Linked DNA regions of Homo sapiens: region 2 is linked to region 1. Evidence: chromatin loops called from intact Hi-C (ENCODE). Cell type or tissue: tibial artery. All regions are shown on one strand. Links, peaks and the distances in the headings refer to the core of each region. The heading gives the core; the rest is flanking DNA. Region 1 has its middle 12 kb from the start of KLF8. Region 2 overlaps NBDY (negative regulator of P-body association).

Region 1 (15,754 bases), core at 5,324-10,323:
TGTCAGCTGAGTTTGGTCTGGTTTTTATTTCTGCTCTAACAGGATCCCACTGAGTTCAATGCCTCAAATTGCTGTTTCCCTTCTCCCAATGCCCAGAGGCCACCACTGCTGTGTATTCAGGGAGGTGTGGCACTGGCAACTCAGGGCTGTTTTTTCTATCTCTTCAGTGTTTCTTTCAAGGATATGAAGTTAAAACCAGGTACTATGAGTGCTCACTTGATTTTTGCTCCATATGATGGTGTTTTTTTGTGTGTAGATAGTTAACTTGGTGTCCTTGCAGGGAGAGGAGAGACGATTAGTGGATTTTTCTATTCTGCCATCTTGCTCCACCTCTCAGCATGAGTAGGTCTTTTGTTCTTAAAGACATTGTTGTTAGCCTAGGCAGCCTGGAGGTGGTGTTATATTAGATTGGTAAAGGATATATGTGGCCAATGCTTTTGCTAATCAGAGTCCTGAAGACAGTAAGATCCTGGCACTGATGCATGAAATAATTGACCATATCTGAAAATATTTATTTGGCAGTCAGTTTCAAATAGACAGTGACCTAGTTACTAATCACCTGGTGATGGTTTATGTCACCTGGTGATGCTTTATGGTATAGTGAAACATGCATCAGCTCTGGGATTAATCAGAGCTATATTGGAATAGTAACTCTACCATTACTAGTTGTGTGACTTTGAGTCTCCTGTTCTCATCTTTTAAAATGACCTATTTCTTTTTCTTTTGTTTTCTTTTCTTTTCTTTTCTTTTCTTTTCTTTTCTTTTTTTTTTTTTTTTTTTTTTTTTTGAGACAGTTTCACTCTTGTTGCCCAGGTTGGAGTGCAATGGTGTCATCTCAGCTCACTGCAACCTCTGCCTCCCAGGTTCAAGCAATTCTCCTGCCTCAGGCTCCTGAATAGCTGGGATTACAGGCACCCACCACCACGTCTGACTAATTTTTTGTATATTTAGTAGAGACAGGGTTTCACCATGTTGACCAGGCTGGTCTCTAACTCCTGACCTCAGGTAATCCACCCGCCTTGGCCTCTCAAAGTGCTGGGATAACAGGCATGAGCCACCACAACTGGCCTAAAATGACCTATTTCATATGGGTCATAGATGTAAGCATTAAATTAGGTAACATACAGCTTAGTAGTTAATATTAAGACAACATCTGGTGGGGGGTACTTGTCACCCCAGAAGCCCCAGAAGGAGTGTTACAGTCAGCACTCTTTTAGCTTTGCCATCTGCAGATGGCTTAAATGTTTAATGGCTCAGTGGACCCTCTGCCTTTTCACAAGGGCACAGGATCAGTGTGACAGGCTTCTGTATCCTAAACTTTTGCCTGGCATCCAGGAAAAATCAGGTCACACAAACGAATTGAAGGATAGTAAATTCAGGGGATTTTATTGCTGATGGAAGTGGCTCTTGGCAGGAAGGGGAGCTAGAAAGGGGATGGAGCAGGAAGGTATGCTTCCCCTGAAGTTCAGCCATCTCCAGCTGGACTCTTCTCTGAAGTCCTGCCATAAAGCCGTCCCTCTGAAGTCAAACTGCTTCTCCTTGATGTTCAGTTGCTTCTTCTCTTCTCCCCTTCTCTGCTCTTTGCCAGTGAAGCCTGGAGTTTTTATGGGTATAGGATGGGGGGTGAGGGGGGCCAGATGTGGTTTTGGAAAAGGCAACATTTGAGTGGGAAAATGGGGATAATAAAGTTCTCAGTTTGGGCTGATCTTCCAGGCTTGAGGGTGGGGCCCTTGCCAGGGACCCCAGCTTTTTCTGCCTAGAATTTCTCTGCCTCCTGTCCCTATCACTGTTTTAAGTACTTTGTGGATTATCTCTTTAAAACTTCACAGCAATTATATGACATAATGTTATGAACTGATTTGTGTCACACCCCTGCCTCAAATTCATATGATAAAGTCCTAATGCCCAGTATTTCAGAATGTGACCTTATTTTGAAATAGGGCTATCACAGATGTAATTAAGTTAAAACAAGGTGATGAGGGTGGATGAATGACCTCAGTCAATCCAACATGACTGGTATCCTTATGAAAAGGGGAAGTTTGGACACAGATACATGCTTAAAGAGATGATGCGAATAAATATAAGAAGAAGATGGCCAATAACCTTTCAAACATGAGACAATAAATGTCTGTTGTTTAAGCCAATCAGTTGTGGTACTTTGTTATGTTAGCCCTAGCAAACTAATACACATAAGTACTGCAAGTAGCCTCACTTTACAAGGGAAAAGACCAAAACACAGAGTGGTTAAAAAATTTACTCAGCATCACAGAGCCAGGATTGGAATCCAGGCAGTCCAACTCCAAAGTCTAAACTATTAACCACTACCTCATACTGCCTTCCTTGCATAAACATATCTTGAACCTTATAACCCATTTTATATTTGACACATAACAGGTGTTATGCTCAGCACATGTCATTATCCTTCCAATTTAGAAAACTATTGCTAAATTATGTACTATGAGACAGAGGTAAGCGGCCAAGTTGATCAGTAGACTATGAGTCTTTTGCAGACAGTGGCCAGGTCTTAATTTATTTGGAATCTCCTAGAGCTTACCAAATAAGACGCATCTCATATTAAGTGCTCAATTAAGTGCTCAATTAAGCATCTCATATTAAGTGCTGCCCTTGTTGTTATTAAGGGAATGTAAGTGACAGCTTGAAACTACCACTGTTGCATTGGTGATCTGTATATTAAATGAGCCAGTCATCACTATTGTAGAGATGGCTAATTAATTCAATAAGAATTAGATGGAGGATTCAGGAGAGTTTCTTGGACAAAAGATAAAACAATGCTTGGCTCCAAACTAAATAAGTCTCATTTCATTCTAAAATACTTTTGGAAGAGAGGCCCAAGTCGAGGCTCAGAAAAGTGTGTTTATATAGAGTAAAACAAGACTTGAGGTCTCCAGAAGCAATTGGTGCTCTATGAGGTTTAGGTCCTCCATAGTGAGCATACAGCTTCTCAGAAATTCACATATCCAATTGCTGGCTGGGTGCGGTGGCTCATGTCTGTAATCCCAACACTTTGGGAGGCCGAGGCAGGTGGATCACTTGAGGTCAGGAGTTCAAGACCAGCCTGGCCAACATGGTGAAACCCTGTATCTACTAAAAATACAAAAATTAGCCAGGTGTGATGGCCAGCAGCTTTAATCCAAGCTACTCAGGAGGCTGAGGCAGGATAATTGCTTGAACCCAGGAGGTGGAGGTTCCAGTGAGCTAAGATCATGCCACTGCACTCCAGCCTAGGAGACAGGGTGAGACTCTGTCTCAAAAAAAAAAAAAAAAAAAAAAAAAAAAAAAAAAAAAAAAAGAAAAGAAAAGAAAAAGAAAGAAATCCACATATCCAATTGTTTACTTGGCCTTGCCTATAAGGCACCTTAAACTCAAGTCATCCAAAACCAAATTTATAATATTCCCTCCCCAAACATGTTTTTTTTAATTGTTTCTCGGTGAACGACACCACTATTCATCCAGTTGCTCAAGTTAGAATTCTAAGAATCATCTTAGACACTTCCCTCTCCCTCACCTTCAGTATTCAATCTGTTCCCTAACTTTGTGGATTGGACCTCCTATACTTATCTAAAATCAGCCTACTTCTCTTCATCTTCACTTCCCCTACCTAGTGTAAGTTGTAATCCTTTATTGCTGAAGTCCTGCACCAGCCTCCTAATTGGTCTCCCCTAATTTGCCACATCCCCTTCCAATCAGTTCTCTATGATGCAACCAAAAATATGTTTTCAAAATGCATGTCTTATCATGTTGCTTCTCTGCTTAAAATGTTAAGTGGCTCCTCAACAAAGCTCTTTGTTTTAATTAATTTATTTATTTTAGAGGTCTCTTTCTGTCACCCAGCTTGGAGTGCTGCATGATCATAGCTCACAGTAACCTTGAACTCCTGTGCTCAAGTGATCCTCCTGCCTTAGCTTTTCCAGTAGAGCATACCACCATATCTGGCTGCTGATTTATTTATTTATTTATTTATTTATTTATTTATTTATTTATTTTAGCAACATCGTCTTGTTATGCTGCCCAGACTGGTCTTGAACTCCTGTCTTCAAGTGATCCTCCAACCTTGACCTCCCAAAGTTTTGGTATTACAGGCATGAGCCACCACATCAAGCCAACAAAACTCTTTAGGATCACTATAAACTCCTGTATAGTGTGGCCCCTTCCTTTATCTCCAGCCAGCTACTTATACTACATGTCCTCTTGCTCACTTTCCTCCAATTTTTCTGGCCTCTCCTGTTTTTGAACATGTATGGTCCCTCCTGCCACAGGGACTTTGCTTATGAGGTTCCATCTTCCTGTTCCCTCCCTGTTAGCTTTTACTCATCCTCAGGTAAACCTTCCTTGATCTCCCTTGCTAGCTTTTATTCAACCTCAGGTAAGCCTTCCTTGATCTCCCCTGCTAGCTCACATCTCTCTCATAGCATATAGTATGTGCCAAACAGATGTCTGTCTGTTTAATAAATAGCTGGATTTTAAGAGGGAAAGGCCTTAATGTTGCTCAGAATCTGGTTCTCCTGGCCCATGGTAGCCAGGAATGTGAATATGTGCATGACTGTTTTACAGAGTTAGTGAAAATATGTGCTGCCTACTTGGAGAGCATAACTAAGAAAAAATTAGTACTCATTGACTTCCTATCTTGGAGGCATACTCAAGAATAGTGAGCCACATCTTGGTAATGCTTCATATGTAGCATGCACTAGAAACCAGCAATATGGTAAAAGGGCTCATTATTGGTAGTGTTTTCCTGATAGAACCAAATTAGAGGCTGATTGCTTCAGGTTCCATCTAATTGGATTTGTAGAATCCAGGATTCTTCCATGCCATTCTGAATTGTACTATTTATTTATTTATTTATTCATTTATTTTATTCTGAGACAGAGTCTTGCTCTGTCACCAGGCTGGAGTGCGGTGGTGCGATCTTGGGTCACTACAACCTCTGCCTCCTGGGTTCAAGCGATTCTCCTACCTCAGCCTCCCGAGTAGCTAGGACTACAAGCTCATGCCACAACACCCAGCTAATTTTTTAAAAAATATTTTTAGTAGAGACGGGGTTTCACCATGTTGGTTAGGATGGTCTCAATCTCTTGACCTTGTGATCCACCTGCCTTGGCTTCCCAAAGTGCTGGGATTACAGGTGTGAGCCACCGCACCCGGCTGTCAATTGTACCTTTTAAAAGGCTAAAGATATTGGTTGAACTCAAGAGTTAGAGCAGAAGCAGATATTTTGACAGGCAGAACGCTGAAATGGAGAAGTAAATTAGGATTGGGAATGTGGATAGATAGCAAAAAGTAAGGGCACTACCCTGAAGAAGGACGAGTGGTGGGTAGAGGTCCAAGCTTCAGGCCCTTGGTGATAGCTGGGGTCACTTGCTGCAGACCAGGTGAGAGTGGAATCACTACTGGGGATGGAATTTGCAGAATCTCAGAAACTAGTCAGGTCAGAGATGCGACTACTGAGCAGCCATTGCATCAGTAGCACTAGTGTGAGGCAGAATCATTTGACTTGTTTTACATACCAACAGCAGAAAGGAAAACCTGTACCTGTGCCTGCATCTGTGTAAAGAGGATCCAAAGATAACCTGTTCCAAGGGGCAGGGATAAAAGAACTTTGATGTTTTTGATTAAATTATTTTAGAACTCTATAAATGTCTGAAATATCAGATAAAGTATGTAAACTCACCCCTACTACAAGCAGGAGATAGTGAGGTAATATACTTAGGCTAGAGTTCTGGGAGCTGAGCCAAGAGGTCCGGGTTAGAGTGATGGAGAGCACAGTCCTGCTCAGTAACAGATATATCTTGGGGTATGATAAAAACAGTCCTTTCGCTGGTTCAAAACATGTTCTGTGATAGGAACTCCTAAATAAATTGACTGTTTCCTGTGTACAAAACTGGCAATAAACATATCACCAGTCTCCTCTTAAAACCAGTAACTCCTCTCTTTTATTATAAGCAGATCATCATTCCATCTGAGCAATATATTATGACAGTCAAAGGAACCCATCATGTACTAGTGATATAGTCAAACTTAGAACATAAAAGTTAACCTAACACATGTTTACTGATACATACAATTGCTATCTTGCTTTACAGTAACTAGTCATAAATAGTAAGGAAGGTTTAAAAACCAATGAAAAATTCAACTTTTTAATTTTACACTAGGTCCCAAAGGGGCAAATCTCCTTCTCAGAAACTATCCACTCAGATTTGTATAGCTGTAAAAGGCTTTTTGAGGATTAGATTAGGCTCTCACCTTGAGAAAGTAGAGATGTGAGATTAAAAAATCCATTTGGTTTAGGGAAGAGGTTAACAGCATGAGGCCAAGACCTCACAGTGGTCAAAGGAATTTGTGTTACTTCTTTTTGTTGAGATTCTCATAATATTTTTTAAATGAATTATCAAAAATAGTGTCTTCAAAATTGTGGCATATTTTAAATTTTCACACTAAACAAAACAACATTTTTTTAACAAGCACACATAATAGAATTCTATTTACAAGATGATAAAAATATTCTTATATATAAATATAAATGTCATAATGTGCTGTAGAAGTACGTGTAGTCCAATCATAGGCTCCACGTTTGAATTTGTATGATGAAATATTCTTTCAGAAAAAAAGAAATATTATTTCAATGTTGTGATTTGGCAATAAAGGCGAAGTTTAAATTTAGTAACTTTTGGGAATTTGAGGCCTTGACCAAGTGATTTTTCAGGACCCATCTGTGATAGTCCATGAAAGAAACCTCTTTTGAGGCCTCTCTGAGGAGTAGAGTATCATTAAACACAGATGATTAGTGGCCAATTATGACAGTTTCTCCAGCAGGAGGGGTCTGTGCGGGCATAGAGACTATTAAAATCAAGAGGTTCTGAGCCCTAAATATTAGCAACTGGGAATGGGCCATTGCTAAAGCGCCAGGCTTGTTTCTTGACCTATACTAAAAATAACTTCCATAAATGGAAAAAATGAAAATAAAAGTGCTTCTTAGCTATCACGAGGCTAGTGTCCAGAAATATTCAGATAGGGACCAGTGCTGAAGATGCCTGCTGACCCCTATCCTCTCCCCAATGTCCTCACCTTCTCCCACTTTTTCCCATCCTTGCCCCCCTACTTCAATTCAGAACTGTTGAAAGAATACAAAAATTAGCTGGGCATGGTGGCACGTGCCTGTAATCCCAGCTACTGGGAAGGCCGAGACAGGAGACTCGCTTGAACCCAGGAGGCAGAGGTTGCAGTGAGCTGAGATTGTGCCACTGCACTCCAGCCTGGGCAACACAGCCAGACTGTCTCAAAAAAAGAAAAGAAAAACTGGTAAAAGGTTGAGACTAACTCTGAACATTGGGGGGCAGTAGAGATTACAATCTGGTATGTACTTGGCTATAAAACAGGGATAATAACTCAGTTCCTATTCAGGGTAAAATAGGAATCTCAACGTTGTACTGAGGAGTAAATGAAGTAATGCATGTATAGTGCTAATTTGATAGCTATTATTATTAGATGCTTTCATAAAATGGAGATGTAAAAAATTAAAGATAGAAAATATTCCTTGCGCTAAAGATCTACAAAATGTACTTCCTGTGGATCACTTGTCGGTTTATAACACCTGTAGAGCAATAATAGAATAACAGAATATATATTCCTATTCCCTAAAGAGCAAGACCTAGGCCATTAGTACTCCAAGAATTGCAATCATTGCTATTAGTCCTCAGAATAGCAACATCAGCATCACCTGGGAATTTGTTACAAATGCAAATTATTGGGTTCCACCCCTGACCTACTCTATCAGAAACTCTGGAGGTGGGACCCTGCAATCTGTGTTTTATCAAGAACTCCCAGGAATTCTTATGCATGCTAAAGTGTGAGAACCATAAGATACTGAAGTTGGTTTGCTTTTGTTTTTCGTGGGTTTTTTTCTTTCTTTTTTCTTTCCTTTTCTTTTTTTTTGAGAAAAAGTCTCACTCTGTCGCCCAGGATGGAGTGCAATGGCTTTATCTCGGCTCACTGCAACCTCCGCCTCCCAGGTTCAAGCGATTCTCCTGCCTCAGCCTCCCGAGTAGTTGGGACTACAGGCATGCGCCACCACACCCAGCTAATTCTGTTTGTATTTTTAGTAGAGACCGGTTTCACCATGTTGGCCAGGCTGATCTCGAACTCCTGACCTCAAGTGATCCGCCCGCCTCAGCCTCCCCAAGTGCTGGGATTACTGGCATGAGCCACTGTGCCCAGCCCAGATACTGAAGTTTTAAGTGCTGTCATAGACTCTTAATTCTTTGAGAGGCACTTCTTTTTCACAAAAAAAGTGCTATTATTCACATAAGCCTTTTATTTTATCAAATGTGTTCATGTTTCTCTCACAAATGTGTATTATACAATTCTCATGTTTTTATTCTGTGCTTTGTCATAGTTTATATAGTTATCTGAATAAAGAATCTGACATTTTGGGTTTCCATTTTTAATATACTAATTTATATTCTCGGCAAAATAATTTAAGTTAAATTATACTTCCTTACTTGCACATAAGCATAATAAGCCATATTGATTATTTCATGGAAAAAATAAATCTGTGCATTTCTGGAGCTCTAAAATGGGAAAAAATAATACTGGCTGGAATCATCAGAACTAGTTCTGAAGTAAACTTTAAATTAAAAAATAGTTCTACAGCAAATGGCTTTTTTTGGTCACCTTGGAAAAGTGCCTCCTGTTTTATTCCTACTTCGGTCATGATTAGAGGCGCCTCCCCTGGCCTTATTCCAACACAGAGTGGCCAAGGACAAATATGAACATGCAAAAAGGATTTTCATTTGGCAAAACTTGTTTATAATAGTTCCTTATCCAGACCTCTAGGGTTCATTTCTGAGGATCCATGTCATGTCCTATTGTGTCAGGAATTGGTGGGTTCTTGGTCTCACTGACTTCAAGAATGAAGCTGCGGACCCTCGCGGTGAGTGTTACACTTCTTAAAGGCAGCGTGTCAGGAGTTTGTTCCTTCTGATGTTCGAATGTGTTCGGAGTTTCTTCCTTCTGGTGGGTTCACGGTCTCGCTGGCCCAGGAGTGAAGCTGTAGACCTTCGCAGTGAGTGTTACAGCTCTTAATGTGACACATCTGGAGTTGTTCGTTCCTCCCCGGTGGGTTCGTGGTCTCGCTGGCTTCCGTAGTGAAGCTGCAGACCTTCACGAGTGTCACAGCTCATAAAGGCAGTGTGGACCCAAAGAGTGAGCAGCAGCAAGATTTATTGCAAAGAGCAAAAGAACAAACCTTCCACAGTTTGGAAGGGGACCGGAGGGGGTTGCCACTGCTGGCTCGGGCAGCCTGCCTTTATTCTCTTATCTGGCCCCACCCACATCCTGCTGATTGGTCCATTTTACAGAGATCCGATTGGTCTGTTTTACAGGGAGCCGATTGGTCCGTTTTGACAGGGTGCTGATTGGTGCGTTTACAATCCCTGAGCTAGACACAAAAGTTCTCCACCTCCCCACTAGATTAGCTAGATACAGTGTGTCCACTGGTGTATTTACAAACCCTGAGCTAGACACAGGGTGCCGATTGGTGTGATTACAAACCTTGAGCTAGATACAGAGTGCTGATTGGTGTATTTACAATCCCTTAGCTAGACATAAAGATTCTCCAAGTCCCCACTAGATAGCTAGACACAGAGCGCAGATTGGTGCATTTACAAACCTTGAGCTAGACACAGAGTGCTGATTGGTGCATTTACAAACCTTGAGCTCGATAGAGAGTGCCGATTGGTGTATTCACAATCCCTTATCTAGACATAAAGATTCTCCAAGTCCCCACCAGATTCGCTAGATACAGAGTGCCCATTGATGCATCCACAAACCCTGAGCTAGACACAGGGCGCTGATTGGTGTGTCCACAAACCCTGAGCTAGACACAGAGTGCTGATTGGTGCATTTACAATCCCCCAGCTAGACATAAAGGTTCTCCAAGCTCCCACTAGACTCAGGAGCCCAGCTGGCTTCACCCAGTGGATCTAGCAGCAGGGTGCAGGTGAAGCTGCCTGCCAGTCCCACATGGTGGGCCTGCACTCCTCAGCCCTTGGGCGGTCGATGGGACTGGGCACGGTGGAGCAGGGGGCGGCGCTCGTTGGGGAGGCTTGGGCCGCGCAGGAGCCCACCGTGGGGGCAGGGCATGGCGGGCTGCAGGTCCAGAACCCTGCCCCCGGGGAGGCAGCTAAGGCCGGGCGAGAAATCGAGCACAGCAGCTATTGGCCCAGGTGCTAAGCCCCTCACTGCCCGGGGCTAGCGGGGCTGGCCGGCGGCTCCGAGTGCGGGGCCAGCCCAGCCCACGCCCACCCGGAATTCTAGCTGGCCCGCAAGCGCCGTGTGCAGTCCCGGTTCCCGCCTGTGCCTCTCCCTCCACACCTCCCGGCAGGCTGAGGGAGCTGGCTCTGGCCTCAGCCATCCCAGGAAGGGGCTCCCACAGTGCAGCAGCAGGCTGAAGGGCTCCTCAAGTGCGGCCAGAGTGGGCACGGAGGCCAGGGAGGCGCCAAGAGCGAGCCAGGGCTGCGAGGGCTGCCAGCAGGCTGTCACCTCTCACTATGGTCCATGTTCTTTGAACCCCGCTACAATCAAAACAACTGAAAGGAGTGATATGTTATGTGATCTTGGCAAACTCACTTAACTTCTCTCTGCCTCAATTTTCTCCTCTGTAAAATGGGGATAATGGTACTCATAGGAATTAAATAGCTTACTACATGTGAAGCACCTAGAACAATGACTGGCACACAGCAAGCACACTATTCACGTTAGTTATTATTACAGAAATGTAGACTAATTTCAGCCTCAAACTCTTACTCCAATTATCATTAATAGGAATAAATAACTTACTACAATCTAACCTACCCCCAATACTATGGCCCCTTGCCATCCCAGCACATTCAGAGCTTTGTAGATCAGAGAAATCAGACATGAACACTGCAATAAAAAGCAAATGAGGATATCATTTAGTTAGCCAGTCGGTGAATTTAGCAAATATTTATTGAGCAACTACTCTCTTTCAAACAATGGATCACATTTGTGGGTAAAGTTCACCTAGATTCTGCCTTCACAGTAAGGATTCTAGTGGGAGAGATAGGCATAGAAAAAATAATCACACAAATACATAACATACCTAATTACAAAATGTGATTATTATTACTAAGCCAAATTTCTAAGCAGAGAGAAAGATGTAGCCAGGATTTGTGTACTTTGCCTTGCAAAGCATTGTCTTGAGCAAGTGGCAAATCCTGGCTGGGGAGACTCATCTCTAGGGAGAAAAGCACAAGCTATTTCTGAAGGCTTTTTTGTTGTTGTTTTTTGTAGATCACATTAAGAGATTTTAGTTTTTATCTTACACCTGTTTGTTATTTTTTTGTCTTTTTTTTTCTTTTTGTGGAGAATGGGGTCTCACTATATTGTCCAGGCAGGTCTTGAACTCCTGGGCTCAAGCTATCCTCCTGCCTCTGCCTCCCTAAGTGCTGGGATTACAGGAGTAAGCCATGGCGTCTGGCTTAGTTTTTATCTTGAGGGCAATGAGACACCTTTGAGAAATTTCTGATTTTGGAATGGTAAATTTTAGCTGCAGTGCATGAGGGCAGAAACGGTTAGGGAGACCAATTAGGAGGTCATTTAGATAGTGCAGGTAAGAAATGTTATGGTGGGTCTTGTTACTAGTATTACATACTTGTGCTCCTTGAGTATTCTTTCCTGAAGCTGATATGACCTAGGTAAATGAACAGTATGATAAGATGTTGCTTTAAAAACAGTTCATCTTGTTTTATCTAATTATATCAAAACTACAAATTTGTCATAGAAAATTTGAAAAACAAAGAAGTATAATAAAGGAAATAAAAACCACCATAATCCTTCAGCTACCTACAACTACAGTACTATGTCCAACTTGATTTTTTTATTATAAAAGCAATACATGATCTTTATAGAAAAATTTTTAAGTAAGATAAAATTTTCTTATAATCCTACTAGCTATCCTTTGTTTTAATGCTAAACTGTGTTTGTTTCTGTGGCAAAGTTGAATGGCATGTGTGTCGGTCTAATAAAATGTAAATGATAGTGTAACTATACTATGTCCTGTTTTTACACTTAATATTATTATACAAATATTTTCTGTAGTGATTGAGAATTCTTGAAAAACTTAAATTTTAATGGCTATATAATGTCTATCTCTTACTCTGTTCCTGCTCTTATAACAAAATACCCCAGACCTGGTAATTTATACATAAAATAAATTTATTTACCACAGTTCTGGAGATTGGAAGGTCCAAAATCAATGTGCCAGCAGATTTGGTGTCTGGTGAGGGCTCACTGCTTCCAAGATGGTGCCTTGTTGCTGCATCCTCCAGAGGGGATGAACACTGCCTCCTCACATGTAGGAAGGGACAGATGGGTAAAAAGGGGTGAACTCGTTCCCTGAAGCCCTTTTATAAGGACACTATTCTCATCTTTGCAGGTGGAGCCCTCATAACCTAATCACCTTCCAAAAGGCCCTACCTCTTAATACCATCACATTGGGAGTTAAGATTTCAACATATGAATTTGAAGGGCACACATATACTTAGACCCTAGCAGTGCATCAATCATATGGGTGTACTATAATTTAGTTACCCAATATCTTATTATTAAACATTTAGATCTTTTCAATTTTTTCATTATTATATTTAAATCTGGGGTGACCGTCCTTTGTTTCCATCTCTGGCTTTCTGGTAATAGAGACATTTATTCTCACCCTTGCACTTGTTTACCTGGTAAACTATATGGTAAAGCACCTTGGTCTCTGTGAGATGGCATCCCTGGCCTAGGGGTCTTTATTATTTTTCTCTGATCAACCAACTAATAGGTGGTAAGGGGGTATGACAACTATGTTATGCAAGAGATAGATTATGCAATCAGGCAAATTTATGGGAGAGGACAGAAGGTGAGACCTTTGAGGGATCATGACATAGAAGGAATAGACTTGTTCTATGTTTCTCCAGGGATGAGTCACAGGACCAATAGGTGGAAATATCAAAGAGGCATATTTCAGTTCAACAAAATAATAGCAAAAATTTATACAGTGCTTAGTCTGTGGCAAGTACTCCTCTAAGCATGTTTATGTACATGTATTAAGTTAATTCTCTCAATATCCTGTGTGGTAAGTACTATCATTATGCTCACTTTACAAAGGAGGAAGCCGAGGCCCAGATAGGTTAAGTAACTTGTCCTAGGTCACACAGTTAGTAAGTGGCGAAGTCAGTATTCACATCCAGGCATTTGCAGCTCTAAATTATTCCATTCTACAAACTTTTATTACTTGTCATATGACAGGCAGTGTGTTCAGAGTTGAAAGCATAAAGATGATTGAACTACTATTAGACTCCTGGCCTCAAGGAGCTGACAGTCAAATGGATAAGACTGCCACATAAAAAGAGAGGTATACTACATTGCAGTGAGCCCTCTGAGAGAAATATGTCAGAGTGCTGTAAGAGTCAGAAGAGGGCCCATTAGCCCAAACTGGAGGTTCAAGGAAGAAGAGTAGAAGGCTTCACCTAGGCTCAGTGGAAAAATGCCATGTTCTGTTCACAATTCTGCCATGGGCACAGGAGGAGGGGGCAAGGTTGCTTCATATTTATTGATTTCGGGGTTAGACTCTCCTCTAGATCTAGGTGTCTAAATAAGGGAACTCCTGAATTGGGAGTAGAATTTAATTCAATCATGGTTTGCTAAAGTTCAATTATTTATGTTTTAACTTCATGATTTAGACCATATCTGAGTACTACCTATATCATTATTTACTTAATATGCTTCTTTAAATACACTGACATGTTTTACTTAAGTAAATTTCATCAAAAATAGCATTACCATAAATGGAAAGCTAGTTTTACTCTCCATAAATAGAAGGTAACCATACAGATAAATATATACTATTAGAAAATATTTATCTATGTACCACCTAAATCACCTGGTATGAATGCCACTGGATGAAATAACCTCTTTGAGTCCTTCCTACACCAACATTCTGTGATTGGGTGACTAAATCTTGCTAGTATGTATGTATGCATTGTTTTATTTTCAGTATATTTGTGTATATTCTCCCCACTTGTTCACATACTCCTGGCCATTTAGTTGTGTGTTTATATCATGTAAACAGGTATCGTTGCTTATATCCCCATAACATACTAATTAGACTCTTATCTTGGATCAAATAATTTATTTCACCTTAGGAAGTAAATCACTACTGCTAATCTGCCTGGCTTACTCTTTTAAATACCCTGCTGGCCTGACTTGAGAAGGGAATATCCTGTTATTGTGGCTCCAGGGTAAACTGCTCCAACTATATTTGTGGTATTGACTTGAGAGAAAAGGACTACCACAATGCAAGGCCATTTGGGCAAACAAAGGACAGAGGAAATGAAAAATGAGGCTGCAGTACTTCAATAGGTGTATTGGCAGAAAGGTTTTAAGAAAGCACCAAAGACATCCTCCCCACCCTCTTTATTCTCTCCCTTTTACTTTCTGAGGGAAGTGATAAGACTGCAATGGGAAGAAGGGTGAAGGCCAATCTCCTGTTGGCTTAGGGGACAGTGAAAGATGGATACCACCCCTCTGTTGGGGAAGTGAGAGCTGCTTGTGGTAAGTAACACAAGGATGATAAGCATGAGCTTGCCTTTGGGGGCCTTCAGAGCCCTGGCGCCTCTCTGGATTAGCTCAGTGATAAAAAAGTTCCTGTTCTATTTATGCATTTCCTTAGACAATCTCATATATTTATTTGTTTAATATTAAAGCAGTAATTCAAGTCTTTTTCTTTTTTTTTTTTTGGACAGAGTCTCACTCTGTGGCCCAGGCTGGAGTGCAGTGGTGCGACCTCAGCTCACTGCAACCTCCGCCTCCCGGGTTCAAGCAATTCTTTTGCCTCCTGAGTAGCTGGGACTACAGGTGTGCACCACCATGCCTGGCTAATTTTTGTATTTTTAGTAGAGACCAGGTTTCACCATATTGGCCAGGCTGGTCTCGAACTCCTGACCTCGTGATGAATCCGCCTTGGCCTCACAAAGTGCTGGGATTACAGGCGTGAGCCACGGTGCCCAGCCTGCAAGTCTTTTTCTTGTATACACAATAGACTCTTGCCCTGACTCAGGAATATACACTTTGGGGACAAGGCCAAGGATGTTATCCCTTTTCTGCAGGTGCAGTTTTTCTGGTTTGACTTGATTGTTGATTATAAAGTCTCTTCCCTCTTCCCTCCTCCAATTTATGGGTGTGGTGGTATCTAGGGTCTAAAATGGAGTTAAAAACCCATACATACTCAACCCCCTAGCCCCAACACACACACACACACACACACACACACACACACACACACACACCTAGTCAAGCTCCTTGCTCATAAAGATAGCAGCCTGAGGCACAACTAAATTTATAGGACTCAGCAGGCCTGCTAGAGCTTGTCTGGGATGGTGCGGTGCCAGAATTTCAAACCCTGGCCACATGTTTCTGGCCCATTGGCCATTCCTAAACCAAATTTAATCATGCCTCTGAATGTCTCAAGCAAGCAGTTTAGTTGCTGATTTTTATAAACTGGTTTATTTATACATACAGTGGCAAGGGTTATGGGGAACACAGGAGCATGTTCTCAATATCTATGACCAGAAAGAGACTCAACCTAAAGCTGGTAGTTTTCACAGTTGCCATTGCTATGAATATTAGTTAACCTTTATTGAGAGCTTTCTTTGTGCCAGACACTGTGCTTTGTAGG
Region 2 (14,548 bases), core at 642-5,641, 510 kb after region 1:
GTGCTTCAGGGCCTTAAATGTTATGCTGAGCATATACTTCATTCCAATATCCATCAAGTGCTACTATTTGTATTTTAAGATTCCTATTCTTACTATCAGAAAAGGAATCTCTGATATTTAGATGAACTTTATAGAATGCAAATTATAAAACTGAATCTGACCCAAGTTTTATAGATCCTTTTAATTCAAAGGAGAGAAGCATCTTTTCTTCATTCGTGCAGTAAACCTTTATGAAGCCCTTGCAATGGGTAGGAATTATTCTGAGAGCTGTAGGGGATGGATGGCCAAGGCATAGTGCCTAGTACATAATAGGAGTGAAACAGATATTTCAATAAATAAATCAATGAATGATGGGACAACTTTGGCGACCAAAAAAGTTTTAGACATTGGGTTTGGTGGTAATGCATAGAAAAAAAAAAATAGAAATCTATTTTACTTGAAAGCATCTCCCTGTCATTCCATACAGTTTTACTTCTCACATGTTTACCTCTATTCAAAGGGGTAGTGGAGTGGAAGGTTGCAGGGAGTAGGGAGAAAATTGCTCAGATAGAAAACAAAAGAGCAGCCGGGCGCAGTGGCTCACGCCTGTAATCCCAGCACTTTGTGCCGCTGAGGTGGGCAGATCACCTAAGGTCAGGAGTTCGAGACCAGCCTGGCCAATATGGCGAAACCCCATCTCTACTAAAAGTAAAAAAAAAAAAAAAAAAAATAGCCGGTCATGGTGTTGTGTGCCTATAATCCCAGCTACTCGGGACGCTGAATTAGGAGAATCGCTTGAATCCAGGAGGCAGAGATTGCAGTGAGCCGAGATCATGCCACTGCACTCCAGCCTGGGCGACAGACCGGGACTCGGTGTAAAAAATAAATAAATAAATAATTTTAAAAAATAAAAAGGAAAAAGAAAAGAAAACAAAAGAACAAAACAATAAGTGCAGTAGCTACATAATTTCCCCTCCAAGTGATTCAAATCACTGATAATTGTAATAATAGCCAATATTTACTGAAGATTTATGTGCCAATTTTCTAAAGGGCTTTGCATGTTATAATTTATTTAATCACAACTCTACTAGAGAAGTTTGTATAGACCAAGGGAAGTTGTATGACTTGCCACAAGTTACACAGCAAGAAGTAGCTGAGCTGAGCTTTGAACCCAGAACACCTGATTCCAGAGTTTATGCTCTAAACTTCTATATAATACATCCCTTCTAATACTATGTATACAACTGTTTTATAGGAATAAATCATTGAAATAGAGGTATGGGAAGGATAATGATTTGAGGAGACCAAGGGACAAAGAGATGGACAAAAACAGAAAAAATGATGCCACAATATTTTTTACTATTTTTCAGTCTTTGAGTGATTGCAGTATGACTCCATTTCCCTGGTGCATTCATATAATAGTTCACCTGGTGAAAACAATGAAGATTATTTACAATGCTACCCTGCTTTTTCTGGTGTCCTGAACCTGGAAGTTGTGCTTTTTAAGGTAATCTCTTTACCAAAAATTATTAAGAGGAGGAAGAGAAAAAAAAGAGTTGGTTTTGACACATTAAAAAGTAGCCAAACAAAACTCAAAAAGATAGCAGCAAATGATAAAATTGAAACTATATTCTACATTATATGAAAACATATTCATAATAATAGTGTAATCTGAAGAAATGTTTTGTTAGATTCACTTGTACTTATAGTTTCTATTATTACTGTGAAATATATCATCTTTTTAACTACATTTTCTAATTGTTTCTAGTAAATGGGAACATGATTGATATTTTTGTATATTTATTTTATATGCTGGAGCCTTCTTAAATTCTGTTTATTCTAATAATGTATAGATTTTCTTGGATTATCTGTTAATTAATTATATTTTGAATAATGACAGTTTCTTTACAATATTTCTTTACCTTATATTACTGTGCTAGCTAGGATCTTCAGTACAAAGAGGAACAACAGCATTGGTAGAGGATTTCCTTATTTTGTTCCTAAATTCTACAAAAGTTTCACCTTTTTTAGTAGATTGTCTTTCTCAAGTTAAGGAACTTTCTTAATGTTCCTAGTTTGCTGAGAGGTTTTATTACAAATATTATGAAGTTTTTTCCCGTCTATATGTACTGCCACTTTCATATCCTTTCTTCACCATTAATATCACAGTGTGACCATGTGATAAATTACAATAATCAATTTTCTAATGTATTTCTTGCTTTTGCTTTCATCGAGCCTCGTCATTGGATATTTGGTTCCTATTTTAATCATTTTGACTTTTATTTTTATATTGAACTTTCTTCTACTTTCCTTTTATTGTTCTTTTTCTAATTTATTGAGTTGAATCTTTAGCATCTTAATTTTCAATGTTCTTCTGTAAAATAAGAATTTAGAACTATAAATTTTCTTCTACCACTTTAGAAATATTTCACAGACTTTTATATATAGTATTTTTATCATTCAATATTTATTATTTTTAAATTTCTCTTATGATTTTTTTGACCCATGGTTTGTTTTTTTTCAATTTCTAATCATATGGGATTCCTTTTTTAAAAAATATATTATGAAATCATTACATTATTCCCATTCTAGTTTAACTTTATCTTATTTTTCTTTTTTAATTTTTTTTACATCTATAGACTTTATTAGATGTTCTTTATACAGTCATCTGGTATGTATAAAGAGTGAACAATCATATAAAAGGAAATATGGTCATAACTGATTGAATTAATAAAATCCTGAAACTAAATAACTCATAATTCATTGCACAACATATATTAGGTTTCATTAGATCAGTATATAGCTTAGTAGTAAACTCTCCTGATGGCCATAAACCTCTAAGGTGTTGTCATCCTGAAAAATGAAGGAGGGGAGGGAGCTGGTGGGGTGCAGAATGGAGAAACCTTCCATAGTGCTGGTGTGATGTACCCTAAGTTGTAAAGTTATAGGGCATCGCCACCTAGTGGCAGAATTTCATGCCTTGTTCTAATTAAGGGACTTTCCTTGTTTTCCAAAGAGCAATGTGTCTTGTTCACTTTCTAACCATCCCTCTCTGATGCTGTCCTTCCTAAAATCCATGCCTCCTCCCATACAGTGTAAACCCATCTGCTTTTCATCCATCAAGCTGTCAAGGATTTGGTTATGACAATTTTTATGTTCACCTAACTTTTTAGTTCCAAGTACTTCGGTTATTTTCAAAGCTACACACAGGATGCCCATATTTTTATAACTCCATCTTATTTGTGAAGGATTATTACTTTGTGCTTTGGCCTAGTTTTTATTCTTACTGCTGAATCTTTTCATAAGTTAAAGTTATTGCAGAGTTAATGCTTTAAAAGGCAGTCCTTAGAGTAAATAGCTAAATGAAATCATTACCAAAATGTACACTTTGGATTTATTAAGATTCTAGAATTTAAAAACAGGAAAAGGTGCCATTAGTGAAAATTCCATCACTAACATTTTGGTACCACTCGTAGAGCATCACATAAATATTCAGACCGTGATAACTCAGTGCAGGAATGTTATCAAATATGTCCATGCAATCTGGAACTAGGACCAGAGTTGGCAATTGGGGGTCTGAAGGCCCAACATCCCTTACACTGCTTCCTACACCTTGACAACAGGAAGGCTGAGTGATACTAGGTAGTGCACTACAACAGTGAACATAAGCCAGCCATCTGTTTTTTGCAAAGTATAATAAAATAGAAAAACAGAACATAGACCACTTCAGAGCAAACAAACATATCCTTCTTCAAGATGTAGGAAAACCATATATTCAAAACCAATCTCAAACTTTAAACAATAAAAGATATCAAACATTTTAAACTGTACAAAGCAAATTAGCAAGATTTTAATGTTGGCAGTTTTAAAATGTCACCCATCCAAAACACAAAACAGGGAGATAACCAAGTCTTAGCTCCATCCTAATCAAAGCTGTCATGCAGATCCAGTTCCACTCTTCTCATCTCCAGCAGGTACTTCACTCAAGGAGGTAACACCCAAGGGGAGTAGATGGACCAAAAACAAGAGTGCCACATAGAAGGAAGAGAGGGGACCTTGGACTTTAGCTACTGGTTAGCTATTCAACTTTGATGATATTCAGTGTTTTCCCAAGTTATTTTTTCTCGCTTCTCATCACATAATTTACATTATGCATACTATGTGCCAGAGACTGTTTGACATGTAGTCAGTTAATTTTCACAACTGTGTAAAGTTGGTTTCTATCATTAGCTCTATCTTAGGGCCAAAGAAACTGAAGCACGGAGAGGTTAAATTGTATTCCTAAAGCACTACACAGTGAGCAAATAGATTCAGACCTGTGCAGTCTAACCCAGAATTAGCTCTGAATCACTCTACCATTCTGTCTACAGGACAACAAGCCTGTGTGTTTCAGGTACTTTCATGGTGATTTTTCACACAGGACAGCTTTTGATAATAGAAAGGCCCTCTCTTTCAAATGAAAGGACTTCACTGATGGATTAACAAATTCTCACCTTTTCACCTATGTGAGCCAAATACTAGATCTACTTTCTTAGTCTTCATAACAAGCAGGACGATAACCATAATTTATAATGAACACAAAACATTGATATAGTGTTCAAAGAACTTTTGCACACTTGGTCTCGTTTGGAAGAATGAAGTAATCTGGAAACATAGAATAGGCATACACTGTGACTTTAGGAAGAACTCTCACAAAATCAGAGGTTGCCCTATGTAATATCACACTTTTTACCTTGAGCAGGTGGATAGCCTGGGAGTTCTTGTTATACCTCAATCTTGGTCCATTCTATTTGTTCCCCTGTCCTTCAGCAGTGCCCTTAGGCTTGCTTTAAACATTAACAGCATTCATAAGCATGGTTTCTAGGGTCAGAGCCCAGCCTCCCTCCACCCACCCGGCTCCCTACACACCTTGACAGTGCTCTTTGAGATGCCTCAGTTCTAGTCTCCTTGTAATTGTGCACAGTAGATGTCTGAACAAATAGACCAGAGTCCTGCAAAAGTGATCTTGAAATCACAATTAAAAGAGACTTTGGAGAGATCTACTCAGGAAAATTTTCTGAATAGACAAATGCTTTTAAAGGGGGTTCTAGACAGTCCGTCTTTTCTGCCTCCTTCTGCGAAGTAGGGCTACACTAAAACCTTGTCACAATGTGACCTGAGCAAAACCATTATCAAGTGATTTAGTTGTCTTGAACCAGACAAAAGAAAATTGACATGATTTCAAGATAGGTTTAGAAAAATAATCTGACTAGCAAAAAAAAAAAAAAAAATGGGGGGTGGTTCCTAGGGAATATGAGACTTGATATTTTAGCAAAAATTTAAATATGCTCTTTATGATACACACATTTCTCGTTGCTTTACAAATTTTAAATGTAACACAAATTTGTTTTTCACACTGTTTTGTTAGTTGAGGTAAGGCATTCCTGCCGCACGCAGCAATGACTCGTCCTGGAAAACCAGGGAGGCTGCATATCCTACTGTTCCTTCTCTACTAGCTGTGGCTCCACACTCTCACCTCCACCAAAGAAAGCATTTCAGAATTTAGGGGTGGAAATGATGACAACATTGAATAATTCTATTTTTTTCTTTTTTTTGAGACAGAGCCACTGTCGCTCAGGCTGAAGTGCAGTGGCGCAATCTAGGCCCACTGCAGCCTCCGCCCCCCGGGGTCAAGCAATTCTCCTGCCGCAGCCTCCCAAACAGCTGGGACCACCGGTGCCCGCCACCATGCCCGGCCAATTTTCCGCATCCCTAGTAGAGACGGGGTTTCACCATGTTGGTCAGGCTGATCTCAAATTCCTGACCTCAGGAGATCTGCCTGCCTCGGCCTCCCAAAGTGCTGGGACCACAGGCGTGAGCCACCACGCCCGGCCAATGATTCTAATTTATATTTTTAAAAATTACCTTATAATCTTAAAACTTTTAACTGATGAGTATCCAACCCTTAAACTTTATAACAATCATTTCCAAAGTGGAAAAGTCACTGGGATATGGGGAAAAGTATGATTTGTTTTTGTACTTCTATTTTTCTAATGTCTACTTTTTGTTTTCTAGTCTACATGTTAGCACAGGAGTATATATATTACTTAAGTATACCTATGTTGGAGTGCATACAGAATTTCTTTTTAAATGATAGGATGCAAAATCAAATCTATTTGGATAGCAGTGAAGAGGCTGTTTTTCAATCCTGGCAAACTAGGGGGTGCATACCCCCTTTTTTATTTAGTAGCTTCCATAAGGCTATAACTCATGGAAGTTACATCCTTACATAAACTGATGGGCTATCCAACCAGTGAGGAAAACTGATAAAGTGGCCTCTGAGCTCCAGGAAGTAGTTAAACACTACTAAAAACATCTTGAAAATTTGGAAAAAAATTTAACAGTAAATGGATTCAGTAGTTATTCAGTATAAGGTTTGGAATAACTCCAGCCATTACAATAGACATTTATTTAAAGTAAAACATCTGCAGACCAAATAATTCTTAAAATTGTTTGTTTCAAGTTTAACCATCTTCATAACAGCTGCATCCACAGACTTCAACTACATGATTACTTCTTTGCCCATTCTTCTCTTTCTTTTCTTTCCCGAATAACCTCTTGCACATACAGTTCAAGGTAGAAATTTTCCTCTTCATATTTGGTCCACTGCTCTTTAGGCAAGATCTGATGCTTCATGGTCAGGTCCAATGCACTCTTAATGTGACACATCCTGTCATTATAAAGGTTCTCAGGAAGCCTTCTTATGGCTTCTTTTATGTCTTCATCCTCATATATTGTATCATCTCTCATTAACCCCAGTTTATTGAATCCTGCAGTATTGTAATACCATTTTCGAATACCATCCAGCCACTTGCCTGATGCTGAAATGGCCTGCTTGCCAGCCATTTTGACCTGCTTTAATTTTTTTTAATCCTTCTTATAACAAGATACAAAAATTATACACTGGCTGCTCATCCCAACAGAATTTGGCAATATAAAACATTTTCTTTCATTAAATACATAGAAAAAGTGTGGTTATTGATATTTATTGATGTAGTTATTATTGAATTTTATATTTGTGTTTTTAAAATTTTTATTTTTATTTAATTTCACACTTGAAAAACCAGGAATATTACAAAGAACTCCCAGAATGTCCTTTACCCAGATTCACCAATTAACATTTTATCACGTTTGCCTTATCATTCTGTTTTTCTCTTCCTCTCCTCCTTCTCCTATTTGACAGTAGTTTGCAAATATCATTCTCCTTTACCTCTTAATATGTCAGTGTGTATTTCCTCAGAATGATGATTTCCTCTTATACATCCTCAGTAAATGTGTCACAATCAAGAAATTTGACATTGTTTCAATATCATAATCTACGCCATATTCCAATGTTATCAGTTGTCCCAATAATGTCTTTTGTGGTTATTTTCTTTCCTTGGTCAAAGTGCTAATCCAAGATGATGCATTACATTTACTTGTCATGTCTCTTCAGTTTTTAATATGGAACAATTCCTTGACCTTTCTTTGTCTTTTATGTTTATAGAAAAACAAACTTAGTTTCTCTCATTATATTCTCACAACCCCACTTCTGACACTGATTGTGTGGAAAAAAAGTTTTTCTTTGGCTCTTGTACCACAGCAACCAACACAGAAAGCTTGTGAACAAATGTATTGGGATTTTTTCTCACCGACAGGCAAGTAAACAATTCTGCAGTGGACACCAGCTGGGTGTTCTCCAATCCAATTCAATTCTGAAGCTATCTCCCTACAGAAAGTATCAGATCCCACAGATTGAGGGCTTAGTCCCACGAGACTGCCTCAACTTTAGACATCAGTTTCAAATCTGGGCCTCTGGAACTTTTAACTGACCAGCTTCAAGTTAGGGTTCCCGCAACCTCTCTCTTTAGGCTCAAATAATTTGCTAGAACAACACACAGAACTCAGGGAAACACTTACTTACATTTACCCATTAACAGCCAGATGAAGAGATACATAGAGTGAGGTCTGGAAGGCTACTGAGCACAGGAGCTTCCATTCCTGTGGAGTTAGGGTGTGCCACCCTCCTGGCATGTGGATGAGTTATTTGTCACCTTTCTGAAATCCTCCACAAATTCAGCTGTACTTTGTCCTCTTGTGCTTTTTATGAAGACTTTATCTGATAGGCACTAATGAAGCATGAACAACCATGTAGAAATGTGACTGGACTAAAGGGTATGATCTAATACCAATAGACTTGGTGGAGAAACCCAGCAAGGCTTGTCTGTTCAGATTCTTCTTGGTTTCTCTGTGCAGCATTCCTTCCTCCTGGGTATGGGGCAGGACTCTTTCTGAAATGGGAGTCTTATGACCCACAGTCAAACTAGGTAGGTCAGAGAATTTCTTTACGACCAGCTCCAAGCCAGAAAGCTGGGTGAAGATTAGAGTATATTTTTAGTTTCTATGGCTTGCCTTTGGGAGAAAAAAAAAGCAGGTAAAAGGAGGGCAGGAGAAAGTCAGAGAGAGATTCTGTTTTGTGAAGCCTAAAGTGCCCCAACATTATACATATATATGTGTGTTTGTGTGTGTATATATATATATATATATATATATGTATGTATATATATATATTTTTATATATATATATATAGAGAGAGAGAGAGAGAGAGAAACTGTCTCTCACTTTTATTTCTCTGAAGCTGTTTCAAAGCTGCTTCAGGAACCAAAGACAAAAGACCAAATACTTTAACAAGAGATATGCTTATTTCTTTAGTCACTTAGGAAATAACAAGAGATTTGGGAGTTATAAGCCAGGAACCATGGACAAAAACCAATATATATATATCACAATATCACACATCGACAATTGACACTTGGGTAAATACAGGACACTTATTTCATAGATTGTCCTTTAATTTAAATTTGTGTGCCATTTCCCCATTATTCAGAGTACGCATATTAGCAAAAGCACCACAGAAGTAATGTATTGTTCTCAGGGCATCATAATGGTGGTACATGATGCTGGTTTGACCCTTTAGTAGTAAAGTTAACTTTGATTACTTGGTTAATGTGGTGAATAGTTGCTAGATTAATCCACTTTACAGTTATCATTTTCCTCTTTATAATTAATGATTTTGCTGGGGATACTTTGAGACTATGTAAATATCCTGTTCCTCATTAAATTATCATCCACTGGTTTTCAAATCCATTGATAATTCTTGACTGAATCAGATATTGCTATGATGAATGCAAAATGGTAATTTTCAAACTCCATCATTTTTAGTACATTTATTAGTTTATATTCTACATCAAGGTAGAGCTTTTTCTCCATTTATTTGTTTATTAATTACTTTGGACACATAGATTTTTACTTTATTTTAAAAATACCCTATTGTTATTATTTATTTTAATACCCAAATTGTCTCAGATTTAGTGACTGGCTGCCCATTCAAGTTGGCTCCCCTGTCTTTTGACATGTGTCATCATTCTTAAACACACTTTTTACTTACTTTAAAATTTTTTTACTTCCTTACTTTCAAGCTTGTCTTGTACTTCCTACCCCATTAATCATTTCTCTATAGACCTCTGTTATCTTTTATGGAGACAGTATTTAGAAACTAAGTCATTGTATATAGCTGTTTTTTAGCTTAACATTTTGTCATTGTTTTCCATTTAAAAGACAATATTGCTTATGTGATAATGATTATTTAGTGTTTGTTGAAACTTGCTTTATGTCCTAGAGAACATGATCAACTAGTGTTTTATGTGTGCCTGGAAAGATTGTGTATCTAATTTTTGCGTGTAGTGTTCTGTTCATTAAATTTAACTGTGTTGTTTAAATCTTCTCTATTCCTAAGTTTTTTGTTTGCTGGACCTATCAGTTACCAAGAGAGTTAAAATCTCCCACTGTATTTGTGTATTTGTCAAATTCTTACACTTTTGACAATTTTTGCTTTGTATACTTGAGGCATTGTTAGTATGTACATACAAGTCTAGAATAGATACATATTTTACAATTTTAGGAACTCTTTTTATCTTTTTGAATGTAAATTTTTTTTGTTTGCTGGGTCTTTTTAATTTTGTAAAATCTTTCTGGGTACCTAGTAGTTGTATACATTTATGGGGTATATGAGATGTTTTGATACATGCAAAGTGTAATAATCACATCATGTACAATGGGGTATCCATCATTTCAAGCATTTATCCTTTGTGTTACAGACAATTTAATTATACAGTTATATTATTATTGACTATAGTCACCCTGCTGTCCTATCAAATAATAGGTCTTATTCATTCTTTTTGTATACCCGTTAACCATCCCCACTCTCCCCCACCACCCATTACCCTTCCCAGCCTCTGGTAACCATCTTTCTACTCTCCATCTCCATGAGTTCAATTGTTTTGATTTTTAGATTCCACAAATAAGTGAGAACATGTGATGTTTGTCTTTCTGTGCCTGGCCCATTTCACTTAACATAATGATATCCAGTTCCATCCATGCTGTTGTAAATAACTAGATCTCATTCTTTTTTATGACTGATTAGTACTCCACTATGTATATATACCACATTTTCTTCGTTCATGTATCTGTTGATGAACCCTTAGGTTGCTTCTAAATCTTAGCTGTTGTAAGCAGTGCTGCAACAAACATGGGAGTGCAGATATCTCTTTGATAATACTGATTTCCTTTGTTTGGGGTATATACCCAGCAGTGGGATTGCTGGGTCATATGGTAGCTCAATTTTTAGTTTTTTGAGGAATCTTCAAATCGTTCTCCATTGTGGTTGTACTAATTTACATTCCCATCAACAGTGTACAAGCATTCCCTCTTCTCCGCATTCTTGCCAGCATTTGTTATTGCCTGTCACTTGGATATAAGCCATTTTAATTGAAGTGAGATAATATCCCATTGTAGTTTTGATTTGCATTTCCCTGATGATCAACTACAATGAGTACTTTTTCACATGCCTGTTTGCCATTTGTATATCTTCTTTTGAGAAAGGTCTATTCAAATCTTTGTCACAATTTTGATCAAATTATTAGATTTTTTCCTATTGAGTTGTTTGAGCTCCTTATATATTTTGGTTATTAATTTCTTGTCAAAAGTGTAGTTTGCAAATATTTTCTCCCATTGCACCTATACTTTATAGACTGTTTGCTTTGCTGTGCAGAAGCTTTTTACTTGATGTGATCCCATTTGTTCATATTTGCTTTGATTGCCTTTGCTTGTGGGGTATTAATTAAGAAATTTTTGCCCAGATCAATGTCCTGGAGATTTTTCCCATATTTTCTTGTTGTAGTTTCATAGTTTGAGGTCTTTGACTTAAGTCTTTAATACATTTTGATTTGATTTTTGTGTATGGCAAAAGATAGCTATCTAGTTTCATTCTTCTGCATATGGATATCCAGTTTTCCCAGCACCAATTATTGAAGAGACTGTCTTTTCCATAGTGTATGTTCTTGGCACCTTTGTGGAAAATGAGTTTGTTAGGTGTGTGGATTTGTTTCTGGGTTCTCAGTTATCTTTCATTGGTCTATGTGTCTGTTTTTGTGACAATACCATGCTGTTTTGATTACTGTAGTTCTGTAGTATAATTTGAAGTCAGGTAATATGATTCCTCCAGTTTTGTTCTTTTTGCTTAGGATAGCTTTGGTTATTCTGGGTCTTTTGTGGCTCCATATAAATTTTAGGATTGTTTTTTCTATTTCTGTGAAGAATGTTTTTTGTATTTTTATAAGTATTGCATTGAACCTGTAGATTGCTTTTTGTGGCATGGACGTTTTAACAATATTGATTCTTTCAATTCATGAACATGGACTATCTTTCCATTTTTTGGTGTCCTCTTCAATTTCTTTCATCAGTGTTCTACAGTTTTTATTAAAGAGATCTCCCACTTCTTTGGTTGAGTTAATTGCTAGGTATTTAATTTTATGTTTGGCCATTGTAAGTGGAATTACTTTTAAATTTCTTTTTCAGATTGCCCAATGTTGGCATGTGGAAATGCTACTGATTTTCGTATGTTGATTTTGTATCCTGCAACTTTACTGAATTTATCAGTTCTTATAGTTTTTGTGGAATCTTTATGCTTTTCCAAACACAAGATCAAATCCTCTGCAAACAACGGTAATTTGACTTCTTCCTTTCCAATTTGGATGCCCTTAATTTCTTTCTCTTGTCTGATTGCTCTAACTAGGACTTGCAGTACTATGTTGAATAACAGTGGTGACAATGGGCGTCCTTGTCATGTTTCAGATCTTAGAGGAAAAGCTTTCAGTTTTTCCCTATTTGGTATGATACTAGCTGTGGGTCTGTTATATATGGGTTTTATTATGTTGAGGTATGTTCCTTCTATACCCATTTTTGAAGGTTTTTATCATGACGGCATGTTGAACTTTATCCAATGCTTTTTCAGCATCAAGTGAAATGACCATATGGTTTTTGTCCTCCATTGTGTTGATACTATGTATCACCACTGTTGAACCATCCTTCCATCCCAGGGATAAATCCCACTTGGTCATGATGAATAATCTTTTTAATGTATTGTTGAATTTGATTTGCTAGTAGTGTGTTGAAGATGTTTGCATCAATATTTATCAGAGATATTGGCCTGTTTTTTTTTAATTTGTTTCTGTCTGATTTTGGTATCAGGCCTCATGGAATTAGTTTGGAAGTATCCCTTCCTCCTGTATTTTTCAGAATAGTTCAGGTAGGATTGATATTAGTTCTTCTTTAAATATTTGGTAGAATTCAGCAGTGATGCCATCAGGTCCCAGGCTTTTCTTTACTGGGAGACTTTTTATTATGGCTTTTTATTGGTCTTTTCAGGTTTTGGATTATCTTCATGGTTCAGTCTTGATATGTCATATGTGTAGAGGAGTTTCTCTATTTAGTCTAGATTTTCCACTTTATTGGCATATAGTTGCTCATAGTTGCCATTAATGATCCTTTGAATTTCTGCAGTATCAGTTGTAATGTGTCCTTTTTCATCTCTGGTTTTATTTATTTGGATCTTCCCTCTTTTTTTCTTAGTCTGGGTAAAGGTTTGCCAAATTTGTTTCACATTTCAAAACACCAACTTTTTATTTCATTTACTTATTTATTTTGTATTGTTTTCTTCATTCCAATTTCATTTATTTCGGCTCTGGTGTTTATTATTTCTTTTCTTCCTCTAATTTTGAGTTTAGTTTTCTCTTGCTTTTCTAGTTCTTTAAGATTCATTATTGGTTTCTTTATTTTAAGTTTTACTTTTTTTTTATTTAGGCACTAAATAACTAAACTTATATATAACTAAACTTTATAGCTATAAACTTCCCTCTTAGTACTGCTTTTGCTTTATCCCGTAGGTTTTTGTATGTTGTGTTTCCATTATCATTTGTTTCAAGAAATTTTTCAATTTTCTTCTTGGTTTCTTCATTGACCCACTGCTTATTCAGGAACATACTGTTTAATTTCCAGGTATTTGTATAGTTTCCAAAATTCTTCTTGTTATTGATTTCTATTTTTATTCCATTGTGGTCAAAGATGCTTCATATTATTTCAATTTTTTTGAATGTTTTAAGACTTGTATTGTGACCTAACATATGGTCATGTGACCTAACATGGTGGCTTTAGAGAATGATCCATGTGCTGAGGAAAAGAATGTATATTCTGCAGCCGTTGGATGAAATGTTCTGTAAATATCTGTTAGGTCCATTTGGTCTACAGTACAGATTAAGTGTGATGTTTCTTTGTTGATTTTCTGTTCGGAAGACCTGTCCAATGTTTCCTTGCTGTTAACATAGCTACTCCACCTTTCCTTTTTTGGTGGTATTTCTTTTTCCATTGTTTTACTCATTCACTTTTTTCTTTCTTTTATCTTTTACAAAATGTTCTGCCAAAAAATCAATGCATTGATTTGTTTGTTTCTGAATTTACCAATAGAATTTATAATTAGTATTAAGGATAAGCTTTATATATCCAAACATTATCTTTCTTTACTAATTTTTTATTTTATAGAATTTAAACTCTACAGAAAAGTCAAAAGATATCTTTCATGTATTGTAGTGCCATTCTTTTCCAAGGGAGATACATTCCAAAATCCCCAGTGGATGCCTGGTAACATGAAGAGTAATTAATCCTATATAAACTATGTTTTTTTCCTATACATACATATGTATGATAAAGTTAAATTTATAAGTTAGGCACAATACAAGATTAACAACAACAGTAATAAAATAGAACAATTATTACAATATTCATAGTTTCATGGATAGAAGACTCATTCTTACCATAGGTCTTAGCAACTTCAACACATGATTTTTTTCTTCCCTTATTAAGTTGAAAACTTCCTCCTTTTCACTTAAAGGAAGCATTTTACAGCTTCTCTTTAGCATATGTGAACTGCCAGCATTATCATTCTTGCACTTTGGGGTTACTATTAAGTAAAATAAGGATTACGTGAACATAAGCACTGTGATACTGCAACAGTTTATTGGATAACCAAGATGGCTAGCAAGTGACTGATGGGCGGGTAAGGAATACAGCGTTGATGTGCTGGACAAAGGGATGATTCACATCTGGAGCAAACATGAGATTTCATCACACTACTCACAGTGGTGTGAAATTTAAAAC

Evidence for each region. Peaks named below come from ENCODE experiments on the same cell type or tissue, not always from the same donor. Only the 100,000 strongest peaks of a DNase experiment are listed, where the experiment ranks them.
Region 2: a loop joins it to region 1, with 10 times the contacts of the local background. A loop is called at or near these places in 9 of 110 quality-filtered maps.

What each region holds. Positions count from the first base shown.
Region 1 is chrX:56,212,554-56,228,307 of GRCh38, forward strand. It overlaps a transcript of KLF8 not described here. Among named protein-coding and RNA genes, the nearest start is that of KLF8, 12 kb to the right of the region's middle. In tibial artery, for the core only: a CTCF peak has its summit at 7,352; no DNase peak of the experiment used is centred there; H3K27ac peaks cover 4,049 bases.
Region 2 is chrX:56,730,714-56,745,261 of GRCh38, forward strand. It overlaps NBDY (negative regulator of P-body association), which reads left to right. Exons shown (of 3, transcript NM_001348129.2): 2 at 1,350-1,486. It also overlaps the pseudogene UQCRBP1. Among named protein-coding and RNA genes, the nearest start is that of NBDY, 8.7 kb to the left of the region's middle. RefSeq lists a silencer at 2,930-3,009. In tibial artery, for the core only: a CTCF peak has its summit at 2,976 (motif pointing left); no DNase peak of the experiment used is centred there.